Linked DNA regions of Homo sapiens: region 2 is linked to region 1. Evidence: chromatin loops called from intact Hi-C (ENCODE). Cell type or tissue: HepG2. All regions are shown on one strand. Links, peaks and the distances in the headings refer to the core of each region. The heading gives the core; the rest is flanking DNA. Region 1 overlaps RAD51B (RAD51 paralog B). Region 2 has its middle 32 kb from the start of RAD51B-AS1.

What was found. A loop is a pair of places that touch in the nucleus more often than their neighbours do. Peaks named below come from ENCODE experiments on the same cell type or tissue, not always from the same donor. Only the 100,000 strongest peaks of a DNase experiment are listed, where the experiment ranks them.
Region 2: it touches region 1 in a loop (13-fold over the local background); 4 of 110 quality-filtered maps call a loop at or near these places.

The regions. Positions count from the first base shown.
Region 1 is chr14:68,243,308-68,252,000 of GRCh38, reverse strand. All of the region lies in intron 7 of RAD51B (RAD51 paralog B), which reads right to left. Among named protein-coding and RNA genes, the nearest start is that of RAD51B, 430 kb to the right of the region's middle. In HepG2, for the core only: a CTCF peak has its summit at 3,408 (motif pointing left); a DNase peak (open chromatin) is centred at 3,390.
Region 2 is chr14:68,713,070-68,721,762 of GRCh38, reverse strand. No RefSeq gene overlaps it. Among named protein-coding and RNA genes, the nearest start is that of RAD51B-AS1, 32 kb to the right of the region's middle. In HepG2, for the core only: CTCF peaks have their summits at 3,234, 4,887 and 6,303 (motif pointing left); a DNase peak (open chromatin) is centred at 4,902.

The sequences.
Region 1 (8,693 bases), core at 393-8,392:
ATTAAAACTAGTTCCTTCCTGCACCTTACAAATTATGAAGGCTTCCCCAAATGGCAGACAGGTCAATCTTGATGTGCATGACTGAGATAACATGGCTGAGTGATAACTTTGTTCAGTCATAACGGACACTGGTGTTTTTTTCCTGTAACATTACAAAATGGAGAATTTTTACATAACTGTATTAGCATGTCATCTTTAAACAACACTATTCTGTCTCACCATCAAACAAATGGTATTTCATACTTTGACAAGGGCTGAGATGGAAAAGCACAGCACTGAAAGTTGGAAAAAGTTCAGTAGAGAAATGAGCAAAGATGTTGGACCCAGCCGAGCAAAGATAATGGACCCAGCAGACATGGAGGCAACTGAAATTAATCTGCACACCTAGAGGAACAGATGTGACACCTGCAGGATGCTTCAGACTAAAGCTCATCATGGGAAAGTCTCTTTTCTTAAAATTATTTCCTTTATTTTGTTTTCCCCAACATTAGAGTCAAAAGGACAACTCCTCCACATTCCTTCAAAAGCTTTAACAGGTTTCAAGTTGTTTACCAGCATTTAAAATAGAAAAAGGACTGGGACCTCTTTCCTTGTATAGCTACACTCTCCTCTAAAAAAAACACACGCTTGGCTCTTTTCACCTCCTGCTTTTAAGAAGGAATTTTAATGGGCCGGGGCTCATCGAGGTGCATAAACTCAGGAGGGAGGAGCACAATGGTAAATTATACCTTGCAAAGAGTCAGAGCCCACTTACTGCTGCCAGTGATGTTAAGTCCATAAGCAAAATCTTTTTTTTTTTTAATTCCTCCTTGAAAGGTGCAACAGAAGAAGATGAATCACTTCTTTTTTTCCCCTGGATCTGTCATACAAGAATCAAGGACTTGTCAATGACTCCAAACAGCAGGGCCTTGACAACTAGTCAAAGACAAAGTTGTTTTGTCCAGCATCTCTCCTTTCTCTGGAAGCATTTTCCTCCCAATTAATATAAGTTATGAGGCTGCACTGAAGAGCTCAATAAACTGACACTGAAGGACATAAGTTGCTTTTTTACACTGAAAACCATGGTAAACTGATATATACAGCTTGTGTCCATGAAGGTGGAGGTGCCAGAACTTCTGGTAACCTCTGGCTGCATCACTGCTGCTGCACTGGGGCAGTCTTGCATTTTCTGATATTCTCTCCCTTCCTGGGAATGTTCCATAACCCTCAGCTCTACTCTCCTTTTTTCTTCTGTTAGACCCCAGACCCTCAGGTATCTGGTTTAAGCAGTCATTGAGATGTAGGTATGAGGCCCTCAGTGAATTAATGCCGGTTGTCCTGGGGCTGTGAGCAGGCCAGGGCAACACCCATAGGCCTGTTCCCAGGGGATTTAGGGGAAGATTTTACCTATTTTGGATATGCTTCTTTTTCTCCTTAAAACAATAATAGCACTACCATTGTGTTGTTCATTTTGGAAACACAAATCCAAAGAATTCTATAATATTTGAAAACATCTACTTAAAGGAATTGATGAAATTGTGATTGTTTCCCTTAAAAGTAAACTGTATAGCTTGATATCTCAGGCATTATAGTAAGAAAATTAAGCTTCTTGACTCAGAAACAAATATAGAAACAAGCCATGACTCATTTTTACCATCATTCTATTCCAGAAACTTAAAAGCATAGCCTGCATAGTGAAGATCCACATAAAAATGCAGGCACATTTGCTGCAGTGCTAAGAGCAGAAGATATCAATTAATTAGAGAAGTGTAAAAATAAAGACAGGACGAATGAGGGGGACTGGTAGGGAGACAGGAAGAAGGAGTGACAAACAACAGCAAAAATATCTTAAATAAATAATTCAGAATGGATGCTAAATACAAAAGTGGGAGCCAAGCCAGACTAAAGTTCAGATGCATCTAGGGTTACTTTGTGCAACACATTTATTCACTAAAGCGCCAAAGCAGCTATTAGAGGAAACAATAAAGAGGCCCTCTCCCCTGGAAATTTGAGTCCTGCTTTGGAATTTTTATGACATTTCTTCCTTAACAAACAAGAAGGTCTCACCACCTTCCCCTGGCTTCAAAGCCTCACTATGGCGGTGGCCTGAGATTAATATCCTTGGTCTGATTTATATATGTTGTTTGAGGTATTTTCAAAAGTCATGTAGTTTATGAAAGAATTGCAGCTCTAGCAGGCAAACAAATAAACAAGACCCCCATATCTCTAACCTACAGGATTGCCCTGATTACCATGACTCACTTGGTCATTTCAACAATGCCCTTTCATGTCACCAGGGCTGTGTGTGCAAAATTAGGACACTACCTGGACCTCCAGCTAAACACTAAAAAATACTCTAGGATTCCCAGTCGGAAAGTGGTGAGGGTGTGATGTAAGTATGTGTGTAAAACTATAGTCCAGTTGGTTTTTGTTTTATATAACAAGTGGGTTCCTGAAAAGTCAAGATTTAAGTACTTTTTTTTGTAGATTAAAACATTTACAATTCACATCAGAAGCTCACTATTTAATGAAATCCGATTGTGGTTCCAGTTACAAAGAACGCTTTTGTAATTAAAATACAACCTTTTTGTTTGATCGATTTTATACATTCAGACTTGGTTTTACAGGAGTTTCTTAATGTAGGGTATACTTAGAGTATTATTACTAGTTGGTAAGTATTGTTTTGTTTTAATGCTATTCTTTTCTTTTTCAGCAAAAATCCAAAGAAGTATTTCCGCAGCCCAAGTTCATACTCTTCACAACATGAAAGACAGAACTTGCTCTGCTTTATTTAGCTTAGTGTGTCCTGTGGCATGTGAGGCATCCAGGGTAGCAGACACCAGCAAATTGCTAGGAAGAAACTGAGAGGCAATGACCCACCGACTGCACGGCAGTATTTCCAAACCGGTGACAGAGCTGAACCAGGATCAGACTGCTCTTTAAAAACACCTGTTCTGTAAACCTGAGTTAGTGAGGGCAGCATCTTCCAACTGACTCAGCCCAGCCACTGCTGCCCCTCTGCCAGAGGGCCTGGTGCCATTCGGGCAAGGACTCAGGTGCCTTACCCCCAGACCCTTCATGACCCACTGCCACACAAAGGCGAGGGTGCCAGCACCAATGGGCACATCCATCCCAATCTGCCATTTCAAAGCAGCTGCCTGCAGGCTGTGTCCGCCCTCTGCTAGCAGAGTGCAATGGGGCAGAGAAATTAAAATCCAGGGGAGCTGGGGAAAAAAGAAAGATGGAAATCTTAAAGACAGTATCTTGGAAGCATACGTTTTAGAATCACTGCAGCCAGTTCCCTGTCAAGAAAATATTGGCCTTGTTGGTTGGTCCAATCTCATGTAGCCACAGATGGTTTTATGCCTCACTATTCAGATACCCACTCCCCAGAGTAGTGAGAAACAAAGGATGTGGTGCTTTGTGGTGTAGTTATTCTGCCACCTAGTGTTACATGTAAAAACAAACAAATAAATTAAAAAAAAAAGGCTATGTTAGAAGAGTAAAAGTAGAATCATGAACTTCACTAAACTGCATTTTTTTTTTCTTTCCAAACATGAAGATCCTTCACATACAGTGGCAGCCTGGGGAGGCATTGCCAACAATTACAACAGCCCTTCTCATTTGAATTGAATGGAAGGCCAAAGAGCATGAGGTCTGAAGTTTAGGATGTGAAGGAGAAAAGAACATAACCTCAAAAACCCAATTTTAATGATATTTAAAAGGCCTATTCCCTCCAGGTAAGGTAAATACCATGAATACAATAATACAAACTGGAACTGGACAAGGAAAGTACAGTTTCTGTCCTGAAGAAGAGAGGAAAGAGTAAACAGAAAAAATGTGGATTGCTTTTTAAAGTATTATTACTTCTGCAACTAACGCATTATGAAGTAATAAAATGAGCTATGGGCTTGGGGTGAAGGTCTGAGTGTGAGTCCCAATTCAGTAGCTTCCTCGCTGTGCTGGTGAGTTGTGCAATATCTCTGAGCTTCGATTTGGTGTTCTGGAAAACAGCTGTACACTTACACACACATTCTTCCTCCTTTTACAACACTGTCCTGAGGATCAATTAGAAATGTACATGAAGGCATTTTGTAACTATAAAGCGCTTTGCAGCACCCTGAAGACCATTTCCCTCACTATATTGTTCTCTTTTTGCAGTTATGTCTGCCATTTATATGTATATGGCTTTCTGTATTTAACTTGTCCTGGAGTGCTAGTGATCATTCTTAAATAAGTGCTTTCAGGATTAAAAGAAGTATTAAATAGGAAAATGTGCAAGTATGTCATGCAACATATAAAAAATCCCCCAAATAGACTAATAAAGAATTAGCATTACAGTTTAAAATTAGATTATTCCAAGTGTTTCTCCTTAAAATTATGTTCCGTTGAGAATGATAAGCCATCTTGGTTAGTTGTTTCTACTAAAATTAGTATATTCATGAAAGTTCTTAAAATTACAGGGAATCTGAACTGAACTTTCCTTCTTGTGGGCAGAGCCTTCCATTGTGATAAACCAGGCATCAGGAAATAGTTTTTCATTTCCGTTCCTGCACTAACTAGCTATGTAACTTTAAGCAATTTCAGTTTCCAAATGGGCAAAAAGTAAGAGGTAAACAAAATAACCATGCCTTCCAGTTCTATGATGACAAGTTGTTGTTCTGCTTTTGATAGCAAAATTTAAAGACAATTCAAAATCCGTGATAGACTAGCTATAATGTAATTTTCAGAAATGTCCTACAAGTTACATACATTTTTTTTTTCAAGCTGAAGTTTTATTTAAAATGTAAAAGAAATGTTCCCCCAAAATGCTGGTGAATAAAGCAAAAGGATACCATACAGTGCTCTCTTCCTACGAGTTAGCCAGCCTATCCAAGCACAGGGCAATATACAGTACTTAATGCTGGTAGAATTTCACAGTAGTTTAGTGTTAAAGATTATCTGTGCCTAGATTATGAAGAGATTCTCAGTGTGTGATGTTTAGTTCAGGGTTTACTTCTTACTGGGCATGAACAAGAGCCCCTGCTCTTCAGTCACAGGATAGAAAAGACAGCATTAAGTGAGATGGCCACTGTAGCATGGGTGTGTTTGTGTCCTTTATCAGAACTTAGAGCTGCTCAGAAACCACTGCGGGCTAAAACAAACAGGCTACAAGAAAGTGCGTACCCAGCCACCTACCTGGCCTTTCAAAATTGCAAAGAAAGACTTTACTTCCACTTAGCTCTGAAAACACCCTTTGCTCTTTTTAGTAATATTTTTAACAATGCCAAGAAAAGAACTCTATTTATCCAGATTTCCTCTCTCCTTAGAAATGTCAACATTACTCAGGAGTATAGCAAAAAACAGCCTGGAGTTTTCATGATGTGAACGTGAGACCAAAGTCACACTGAGGAGAGATTAAACTTGGAACATGATTGCCAGTAAAGAAGATAACTCCTGCCTAGAAAAAGCCCAGCTGGTGACTTCCGTTACAGAATTCACAACCACACTGGGTTCACAAGCCCTTCTTCCCACATGGAAGCCCCCTTTTCTTAAATGTCCCAGATTCTCTCTCCTTTAGATTGATGCCAGTGCCTCTTCTCATAAAAGTGCTCAGCTTTGCTCCATCTCCCTGGTTTGTACAAACCCTGGCATATTTTGGCCTGGAAGATTTAGCCCTTTTCTTTCCCCTGTCTACTGGAACTTCTATCCTTTTTTGTCAAAAAGATTTTTTTTTTTCAAGGCTTTCCAATAATCTGCTGGAGGCCACAGAGACAGATCTAATCATGGTTCTCATCAATCTTTCTCCCATGGCCAAACAGAGCCAGGAGGCTTCATGGAATGGTGCTGAATTCTTTTTTCTCCCTCAAGACGTACTTCTGTCCAGGGAGTTAGGGCCCACTGTGTGTTCCTGGGAGCTAACATTTCCTGGGGAGTGTTTAGGGATTTCACATTTACCCTAAACAAAATAACATATAAAACTTTAAGTCTAAATTCCACAGAGCTTTTTAAAAGGAGGGGCCTTGTCTCTCCTTGGCTTACAGCAGCCCTGAAGGCTTGTTGTATCTCATTCATTTTGGCCATTTTCCAGAGCAGCTGACAAACTGAAAATAAGCACACTGCTGTCTCCCCTCCTTCACTCCCCGCACTACCTTCCCCGGCTCCTGACAACCACCACTCCTCACACCCACAGATCCATGAGGGTCAGGCCCATTCTCAGAATAATGTGGAGGTGAACCCTACCTCCACCTCATTGCTCCGACTTTAATACCAATCTTGAACAGTCTTGGTTTGGGATTTCAAATGTAAGTCATTCTTGGCCTAAATCAGATTGTGGGATTAGAGCCCTATTCAACTTGTGAGAGCAGGAATTCGCCTTTTAGGGATATGCGTCTAAAGTCATAAATCGCCTTGGAGATATGCCCACCTCCACTTTTAAACTGCCTCTGAGTCTCTGTCCTTTTAGATAAGCAACAGGAAAAGAGATATAAGGTAACTTATGTTGCATAATTTGAACCAAATATTTGAGGCAGGCCTCTCTGTTCTTGGGAAGCTCTGGTGGAAAGCTGACTTGAAAAGAGGATGTAACAAAGCATCACACACTAGCAGATCATACCAATATCATACAAATCTAAGTGATGGGTTTCCAGTAGGAACCCAGGGCCCCGACATAAGGCACCACTTCCATGTGTTACTAATACATCACAAATCTGATCAACCATAGTTGCAAGTCTATTTGACTCAGAATTTAGCAGCAGCTGCAGTTCCCCAAATTAGTGAGGGGGAAATAGGCATTCAGCTTATAAAGTTTTCCAATAAGAGCCACTATCTTTGAAGTACTAAATTTATACCCACCCCAATTTGTTAGACCCCACCCTGGCTGGGCCTCCTCTAGATCACAATATAAACTCCTAGGACGAGGACAGGGTAGGTCTGGAGGAGATGGAGGAGACAATGAGGACATAGATTATGGTTTTGCCTAGATGTTTTCACCTTGGTATCAATAGACACATCTGAGCTAGTTAGTGTTACGGCATTCTTTAACCCTCCTTCCAAAAGAAACATCATGGGGCTTTTCTACCATGCCATTCATCTACCCAAATGTTAGGACATTGTTTTCTTTATAAAGTGTATGATTAATTGCCAAGACAACACCTGTGCCTTGCCATTTTTGTTATGGGAAAGTCTAGGAAATCCATGTACAAGACTACCCAGAGATTACCCACCCCGTGGCTTGGAATGCAGTGTGACCAAAGGCATTTCCAGAGAGCTCACAGGACACAATGGCCATGCATGGGTGGATTTGCTGGATGGATCAGACAAACCAACCACAACTTTTCCATCTTTTGTTTCGATTCCTTCCAGTAGATTGGCCTTGTTACCAATACTGATGCCAAGACTACCAATTGCTTGCAACAAAGAATTGTTGTTAACCCCTACCCACTGTTTCATTCACTCTAATTATTCTCTAACAATACAATGGCTTCAAAAAGCCTCCAACTGTCCAGCAGACACTATGGGCCAGAGGAATCACTGAACACAAGCAGCCTATCAATAGAAGACAATACTGAAGCAGCTTCTGTCTGGGTGTTTGCTCCATCTTCTCTGAAACAATGGGAAAGAGAGCTCAGGAGAATAAAAAGGAAGTCCTGCCCTACAGATCTTTTGTTTGTCTGCCAATGCTTTATCTGTTCCAAGTTCTTGGGCGTATTCTTTACCACTCCCAAATACAGGAAAAAGCCTCGATTTCCTAGGAAATGCAGCTTCTATGTTTTTGATGAATTCTTATTGTACCCAAATCAGACTTCAGTGAGGATTCCCGTTAAGATTTTTTTTTTCACTCCTAAGGTCAAATATATCTTATATAGTAGGTAGGCCATTGGACTAATTCACAGCAACAATAACAATACAAACAGATCTTTCTATAACATTTTAGATGACAGCATAGAGCCCACCAGCATATCAGTGGTTGTTTTTGTTTGTTTTTTTAACAGATAACACTGGTTGATAGAATCACTGAATAAAAAAGTAATACACTGGAAGCAGGTCATCACGAAAAGACATCAGTTTAACAAAATTGAAACTGATACCATAATCTTGGAGGTTTCCAAACAGAGGGAATATAAAGTCAACAGAAAATTAAATGAGAGGAAGCCTCTGTTCATTACAAATCAACATATAATTAGATTGGGATGCACCCATAATGATGAAATACCAGCAGAAATGAAAGGTCAGTTGTTTCCAGTAGGGCAACACTGCCAGAACCATGTTTAAAGGAAACAGATCAACACGGTAACCCAGAATCTCAAAGATATCCCAGGATAAAGGGGATTCATTATAGCCTATTTGAGTCATCAAGTAGTGTGAATTCATATGTAAAGGGAACATGGGGCCTGGAATGTGTACAGTGTGTCAATTACTACCAAGCAATTAAAGCAATAAAAACCAAGGCTCCAAACCATACCCACAGCAGAGCTATAAATAAGTGAACAAAGGGAAACTAAATTCCCTAAGGAAGGAAAAGCCTGGATCAAAAAAATCAGCAAGGTCTAGGTCTCGGAAAATATAAAATAACATCAACCATGACAATTTAATAGCGATGTTACTCAATAATTCTTAGAAGCTGGATGACTTAACCAAAAAGATAAACTATTAGAAATATTAACATGCAGAAAGTTGTTTCTGCCTAAAAGTGTGCATAATATAAAAAAGTTTACAATAGGGAAAAATATGAA
Region 2 (8,693 bases), core at 179-8,178, 470 kb before region 1:
ACCTCACACATGATCTCTCCCAACTTGAGGACAGAGTACACTTTCTTTGAAGGTAACTGACCCTCTTTCGAATGCTCCTTCCATTAAGCTATCATAAAGAATATAAACTTTCTATTAAAAAAAAAACAAAGAGAAAGTGTGTGTGGTGGCTCACTCCTGTACTCCCAGCACTTTGGGATGCCAAGGCAGGCGGATTACTTGAGGCCAGAAGTTCGAGACCAGCCTGGCCAACATGGTGAAACCTTGTCTCTACAACAAATACAAAAATTAGCCAGGCTTAGTGGCATGCACCTGTAGTCCTAGCTACTCAGGAGGCTGAGGCAGGAGATTCTCTTGAACCTGGGAGGTGGAGGTTGCAGTGAGCTGAGATCTGCATTCCAGCCTTGGTTACAGAGAGAGACTCTGTCTCAAAAAACAAACAAACAAAAAGAGAAACATGAATTTAAACATCCCTTATACACTAGACTATAACTTCACCTGACTTTAACTTTTAAATGAAAAGTTATTATGTTTAGTATAGTCAATTCTTTGCCTTGAAGATTGACTGGTAAATTTTTTTTTTACACTTACTTTGCTAATTCTCCATCTCTTTCTTTATTGGGTTAAGGATATGTTGCAAGGAGAGTTCTAGGAGTTGAAAGTAAAATACTGTTAATTCAAAAATGAATAAATATGCTCCTAGCAATGGATTTTTATTAGTGTTCAATTAGTAGAGTGTGATCAAGGATCTGGGATAAAAGACCTCACCCTTGATGGGGCCCCCTGGAGCACCTCAATCCTTAGCTCTTCTGGTAACCACCAGGGAGAGTTGAGCATTATTTGTCAGATCCTTTCAGCTAAGTTTCAGACTGAAGGCAATGAACAAAGGTGCTCAACATGATTCGTTGCTAGAGAAACACAAATTAAAACCGTAGTGCGATACCATTATACACCAAAACTAAAACTTACTTGAAAAACGTTAAAAACTTAGGCTGAGCATGGTAGCTCATATCTGTAATCCCAGCATTTTGGGAGGCTGAGGTGGGAGGATCGTTTGAGGATAGGAGTTTGACACTAACCTGGGCAAGATAGTGAGACCCCATTTCTAAAAAATTAAAAAATTAGCCAGGCATTGTGGTGCACGCCTGTAATCCCAGCTACTCTGGAGACTGAGATGGTAGGGTCACTTGAGCCCAGGGAGGTTGAGGCTATAGTGAGCCATGTTCGTGCCACAGCACTCCAGCCTGGATGACAGAATGAGATCGTGTCTCAATTAAAAAACAAAAACAAAAAGACTGATTTATTCAAGTGCCAAAGAAGATATAGAACAACTTGAAATGCTCATACACTACTGATGGGCATGTAAATTGGTACAACCACTCTGGAAAACTGTTTGGTAACCTCTGCTAAAGTTAAAGCTACTCTGTGATCCAGCAATTCCATTCCTACGTACAGACCTAAGAGAAATGAGTTCATATTTCTTCCAAAAGAAAGGTACAAGAGTGTTTTGCAATTTTATTCATAATAACCCCAAGTTGGAACCAACACAAATGTCCACTCATAAAAGAATGAATAAACAGATTGCAGTATACTCATATAATGAAATACTACATAGAAGTAAAAAGAACAAGCACCTGAAACCACTGATACCACAACATTTTTTGAGTGAAAAAAAGCTAGACATAAGAGTATATATTTTATGTTGTTATTTACATAAAGTTAAAGAGCACGAAAATCAGGCAATGTTGCTGCAGAACAGTGGTTACCTTGGGTAGGAAGTTAGTGACTCAGAGGCAGGAGGAGGGAAATGTTCTATATTTAAATCTGTGTATATGTATCTTAGGTGCACACATTTGCAAAAACCAAGCTGCTAATGTAAGATTAGTGCACTTCAAAACCACAAAGTGATATCATTTCACACCCACTAGCGTGGCTAAAACAAAAGAGACAAGACAATAATAAGAGCTGATGAGAATGTAGAGAAATTGGAGCCCTCGTATATGGCTGTGGGACTGAAAAGCAGTGTTTCAGAAAACATTTTGGTACCTCCTTAAAAGTTAAGCATTAAGATGCCATATAGTTGGCAATTCCATTCCTAGGTATATACCCAAGAAAATTGAAAACATGACCACACGAAAATCTGTACATGAATGTTCATAGAAGCTTTATTCATAATAGCCAAAAAGTGGTAGCAACCCAAGTGTTCATCAACTGACAAATGAATACACAAAATGTGCTGTGTCCATAGAGTGGAATATTATTTGACAATGAACCTTGAACATGTTACGCTAAGTGAAAGAAGCCAGTCACAAAAGGCCATATGGTAAATGATTCCATTTGTATGAGATGCTCAGAATAGTGACAGAAAGTAGATTAATGGTTGCCAGGGGCTGGAGAGGGTGAAATGGAGAGTGAGGGTTTTTTTTTTTTTTTTTTTTTGGTGGGGGGCGAGGAAAATGTTCTTAAATTAAGTAGTGATGAGATTTCTCTGTGAATATAGTATTATAAAAACCTGTGAATTGTATACTTTTAAAGGGTGAATTTTATGGTATGTGAATACTTCAATAAAGCTGTTATTAAAAGAAGATTATTAGACCTTACTGTATGTATTTACACCTCATTAAGAAGACAGAGAATGAACGGTAAATTGTCAGAATTTAGAATCCGAAAAATTTCAGAATTCTTCAATGGAAAATGACAAAACAGGGAAAGGGCATGGGTTGGGAATAAAGAGAGTAGATATCAGTTTGAACAGCTTCTCAAAGTGCCAGGTACTTTATGTCCATTATTTCATTTAATTGTCAAAGGACTCCTATAACACATATATTCCCAGTGGGCTCCTTCCGCAATTCTCAAAGGCCGCCAAAGCCAGGACTTGGGGTCTGAAGGTGTCTCTGCTTCATTGTCTTGTGCTGCCCCTCAGATGCACTCCCAGTGGGGTTAGGGTTGGCCTTGGGTTGACCTTGTCCGGCATACTCACTTGGTGGAAGAGGATCCTGAGACCCAGACACATGATGTGACTTATGTAACATCCCACAGCCACCCCGTGGCAGAACTGGATTAAACCCTGATGCCCCAGTGTAGGATTCTTTGGTTAATAGCTGATAAGGTAAAAAGCACTATACCAAGCACCTTATTACATAGATCTGCTTGGTCACAAAGCAGTCTGGAAGGGTTCAGTGCAGTGAGGATGTGTCCACCTGGGGCACAGAAACCCTTTTGGGTTTCTCAGAGCAGTTCTTGTGCCAGCCACCAGGGCACTTGCAGCTGCCTTGTATGTGGCAGCTGAGTTGTGCATCACCACGTGTGTGGATAGGTTAACTGGTAGGCACACACTATGGAATACCCATGGATCTTAGAAGCAGGGAATGATATGCACATACTGTCACATGGTGATACCTTAGAACTGGAAAAAAGAGCAGGAAACCAAATGCTATTTACAGCATACCATTTATGAATTAAAAATACAATCCTCCTACAGAATAATACCATGTATCTCACAAGAATATATCATTATCAAAGGATCCCTTGAAACACATGAGTATAGCAACTACTGGAGCGAGGGGAATGCAGTGAGTGTGATGCTGCCATGAATCAAATAGGATGATTAACTCAATTCTTTACCCCTGAGGCCCAGAAAAAAATGAATAAAAAAATAGCAGCATCAGATATTTTATGGAGACAGGAATCTGGTTTTTTTCTTTTCTTTTTTTTTTTTTGAGACGGAGTCTCGCTCTGTGGCCCAGGCTGGAGTGCAGTGACGCAATCTCGGCTCACTGCAACCTCTACCTCCCAGGTTCAAGTAATTCTCCTGTCTCAGCCTCCCGGGTAGCTGAGACTACGGGTGCCCACCATCACGCCCAGCTAATTTTTGTATTTTTAGTAGAGACAGGGTTTCACCATATTGGTCAGGCTGGTCTCCTGGCCTCAGGTGATCCACCCGCCTCGGCCTCCCAAAGTGCTGGGATTACAGGCGTGACCCACCAGGCCCGGCCCTGTTTTCTTTATTTTACTGACAGAGGCCTGTGTGCACCTGAAAGTGTCTAAATCAAAATCTATATATACAACTTGTTTGGAAGTAAGCAGAGAGAACTGCAAAGACAGGAAGGTCTCCAGCTGTGCACTGCCCAAGCATCTCCTGTCAATGCAGCTAGCTTTCCAAGAATGGCCTGTGGTTCTTCTTTACTACTTGCTACTCTGTCCTTGACATTCATAATACACGGGTCTTGGACCTCAGGCCTCCAGAACTGTGAGAAAATATGTTTCTGAGGTAGATAATAAGTTTCTGAAACAGATACATTGTTTAAGCCACCCCATCTGTGGGATTTTGTTACGGTAGCCCTAGTACACAAATACAGCAGGTATTGGCAGAGCTGGGATTTAGGCTCACAGGTGCAACAATCAGCCTTCAGTCCTGGGTTCCCTGTTTAGTGATGTTATCTTCTAGCAAGTGAAGCTGTGGTCACTTTCCTGTTAGACACTCTCATCTTTGGGGGTTGAAAGAGCCGAGTAAGGGCCGGGCATGCGGGGGGTGACACCTTTAATTCCAGCACTTTGGGAGATCAAGGCAGGAGGATCTCTTGAGGCCAGGAGTTCAAGACCAGCCTGGGAAAAATAGCAAGGTCCCTGTCTCTATTTTATTAAAAAATAAAAACAAAAAAGAGCTGAGCAAGGTGGATCTATGGAAAGAATAAGAGGGATACCATGAACTCGCTCAATCCCATTGCTTTACTCTGGGCAGCAGCTGGGGAAGCCATGAGATGTCAGCCAATTGACAGAGTACCCGGCATTTATCAGGCCCCAGGTGAGGGGAGCTAGCATGCCTTGGGATATACATTCAGCTGGAAGCGCCTCTCAACTGCCAATAATTCCTTTACAAGTGCCATAGGCCTGAGTAAATATGTACTGCTCCCTGCGGGCTCTCCTAGGGACTGCTCCTTAAACAAGGCCCATTGTGGTGTTTGAAAGCACAGTTCCTTCTGATATTAGACCAGAGATGATTGTTCCCATATCAAAGAACTCATGAAGGTCAACAAAGCTCAGGAATGGAGGAGTTGAACCTGGGTTCATCTGTGGTGCTGGGGGAGCCTTGCCCATACTGTTCATGCTAGGAAAATGTCCCAGGCAGAGACTGGAGGACAAGGGCTACTTCCTATACTCTTGAATTTTAGCAGTGTTGAGGCAAAGAAGTCCTCTTGTTCTTTGTTTTTGTGGGTTTTTTTTTGGGGGGGTTGTTTGTTTTTGTTTTTGGTTTTTGGTTTTTGTTTTTTTTTTTAGATGGAGGCTCACTCTGTCGCAAGGCTGGAGTGCAGTGGCGTGATCTCAGCTCACTGCAACCTCTGCCTCCCGGGTTCAAGAGATTCTCCCGCCTCAGCCTCCCGAGTAGCTAGGATTACAGGCATGCACCACCATGCCTGGCTAATTTTTGTATTTTTAGTAAAGACAAGGTTTCACCATGTTGGCCAGGCTGGTCTTGAACTCCTCACCTCAAGTGATCCACTCACCTTGGCCTCCCAAAGTGTTGGGATTACAGGCATGAGCCACTGTGCCCGGTCTTTTCTTGTTCTTTCTGTGATTCGTGTTGTCCGCGTTCCTGCTTGTCAGCTCTCACCAGTCTTCTAGGAACAGAGGGGTTTTGCAGGGAGAGGGGAATAGACATTGTGTGTCTCTGTTTTTATATTTGTTGGGAGACCTTGTAGCAGGGATTGTGTGTGCATGTGTGTGACGATGGTGAGGTAGTGGAGGTAAGAATAGGCATAAAGGAAGGGAGAAGGGACAGCCCAGATTCTCTTGGCTCTCCTGAAGGGTTTGAGAACCTATTGAAACTTGGGCTTTTTCTCAGCCAGCACTTACCATTTAAAGGCCTGGTTTGAGGGGGCCTTTCTGTTACTAACAGGCCATACCCTTCCGGCACTATTACCCTGTTGGTCCAGCAAAAACCCTTGTTGAAAACAGTGTCTCAGCTTATCTTGGTTTAAGGTATTTGCCTCCTTCCCCTACCCACATTCATGGGACTGTGACTGGAATCCAGTGAAACAGGCATGAGTTCAAAGTCTTTGTCTACCGCTTACATTGCATGAGACCTTGGTGATCACTTAATTCTTGAGTCTCAGTTTACCCAACCATAAATTGGGAGAATAGTTTTGATTCCATAAGACTGCTAAGAGGAATGAATAAAATAGAAAATGCTTTTGGCATATGGTGGATATTCAAAAATATTAGTTTTCTTCCTCCCACCCAAATATTAGCTAGGCAGTTTATGTCATTCATTCAACAAATGCTTATTGGGTGTCAACTAAATGCTGGCAGAGGGTGCCCCCTGCAGTTGTGCAACATGGTTGCCCAGATGTCCCCGCCCTTAGGAAGCGTACAGTATAGTGGCTAAAAAGCAAAGTGGAATCAAGTGTTAGGGAAGTGGTGGCATCATATTTTCTTAGCCTTGTTCTCTGATGTCTCCTCATTTGGCAGTGAGGCTAGATAGGAACCTCAGGCTCAAGGGGAATTCTCTGAACTGAACTTTGAGAACAAGACAATAGTGACTCACAACAGGTTAGTTTCCATCAGCAGCAAAGGAAGGGCTGGGGAAGAGCTCAGGGAATCAAACAGCTGTCACAACAACCCTCGTCATCTTCTATTTATGTGGGACTCTTCCCCCCTTGCAAGCTAAGTGCTAAGTGGACATTACTCAGTGAATTCTCTCACCCTCCTCGTGGGGCAGGGAGGAGGCGAAGATTCTTAGAGATGAGGAAACAGGCAAGGCAAAAAGATAACTGCCTTGCCTGAAGTCACACAGCTAGCACAAGTAGTGGACTGAGAATTGGGTTGACCAACTTGGAGCCCACTGGCTCATACTCTGATCATGGGACAAGGAGGTCAGGATGCTGTGTGTGGCTGTGGGAAGCAGGGTTAGGAAAGCTTTACAGCTTGTTCTGATGCTTGACAAATACAAGTTCCTTTATAAGTTATTATTATTTTTAAAATATATTTTTGAGGTAAGGTCTTGCTCTGTTGCCCGGCTGAAAGTGCAGTGATGAAATCATAGCTCACTGCAGACTCAAACTCCTGGGCTCAAGTGATCCTCCCTCCTCAGCTCCCTGGGTAGCTAGGATTACAGGTGTGCACCACCACACCCGGATAATTTTTTTATTTTTCTAGAGGTAGGGTCTCACTATGTTGCCCAGGCTGGTCTTGAACTCCTGGCCTCAAGTGATCCTCCTGCCTTGACCTCCCAAGGGACAGGGATTACAGGTGTGAGCCACTGCACCGGGCTCCAAATATGAGTTTTAACTCTACACTCCGTTCTGCTTTGGTGGCCCAATGCATTACATTTAGGGACATTCCAGTGTTGGTCCCCTCCCTGTTCTCTGATGCTGTCCATAGGATGTTAATGTGATAGAACCTTAGACGTAATCCAACCCAACCCCCGATGTTACAAATGAGGAAACTGAGGCCCAGAGAGATGAAATGACTGACTCAAGGTCACACAGATCTAGGTCTAGAACTCAATTCCCTCAGCCATCTCTCAAGATTCTTTCTCTTCCACTGGAAGTTTCCCAGTAATGGCCCTGCTTTCCAGCCCTGACTCTCTCAGTTCTTATCTGTGGCAGCTCCTGACATCCTAGGTCAGAGATCCAAGCCTCCAGTTCTCCTGTCAGTGCCCCTTGTTGGTGGCCAGCTTTCTGGACCACCTCTTTGGGATTTTTCTGGGAGCACCATCTTCCTCCAGGGCTGTCCTGAACCGTAGACACAGCGTGGGTGCTTGGAATTGGCAGGATTCTTGAGATTGAAGGACGGGAGCCGCAGCTCCTCCCATCCTTGCACTTATCTGCAACATCAGCGTTCTGAATCGCCTCTCCGGCTGGAGTGCTGAAAGCATTTAGCAAATGGGGGAATATTTTCTAATGACAGTGACTTCTCCACTGTAGATAACATCTGTGTCAGCAAACTCTTTTACCTACCAAGCTTGCCATTTTCTTTGACCACACTGTTGTACTGCTTCAGAGGTCTCTACTGGTTTAGTCAAGTGATGTCTTGGATGAGCCTCTGCCTCTGGCCTCTGTCCATTGACCATCCTACCTTCGTATCCCCCATCTCGAGCCTTGTGGACCGGCTAGCCAGCTTTTGCTCTGCTTCTCCCGACACAATTCCCACACTTGAAGCCCTCTGGTGTGAATATATGAGAGATGGCCTTAGGTGGGAATTGTCTCATTTTATGGTTTTTAAAAATGTTGAGTTTGTGCTTTTCAACCTTGTTTGTCTCTTTTGGTCCTGGGAGCAGGGAGTCTTAAACTTTGTAGATCTCGCTGGCCTGTTTACTCAGCACGTTCACACCAGCCTCAGACATGGCTGCTGACCCTTTCTTCCCCATTTCTTCGGGAGTATACATAGCCTGATCACCACCATTGCTTAGGAGCTTGCTGTGTAGACAGCACAACTCTGGCACACAGAATGACAGGAAAGGAGAGAGGAAGGACCGTAAGGCAGCACAGTGAGAGGTTGCCAATTCTGTGGCTGAAATGGGTCCTCTACGGTCAGAGGGGGCTGCTGGCTGTCTCAGCTCCAGGATCCCAGAAGCACCAAAGAAGGGCTACCCATAGAGGGAAGGTGGAGCTGGCTGGCTGGTGTGAATGAGCTGGTGTCCGGGGTCGGGGCGCAGGCAGGTGAGCAGATCAGCACACCCTTCTCGGCCATGAGAAACCCATGGTGGAGGCCTG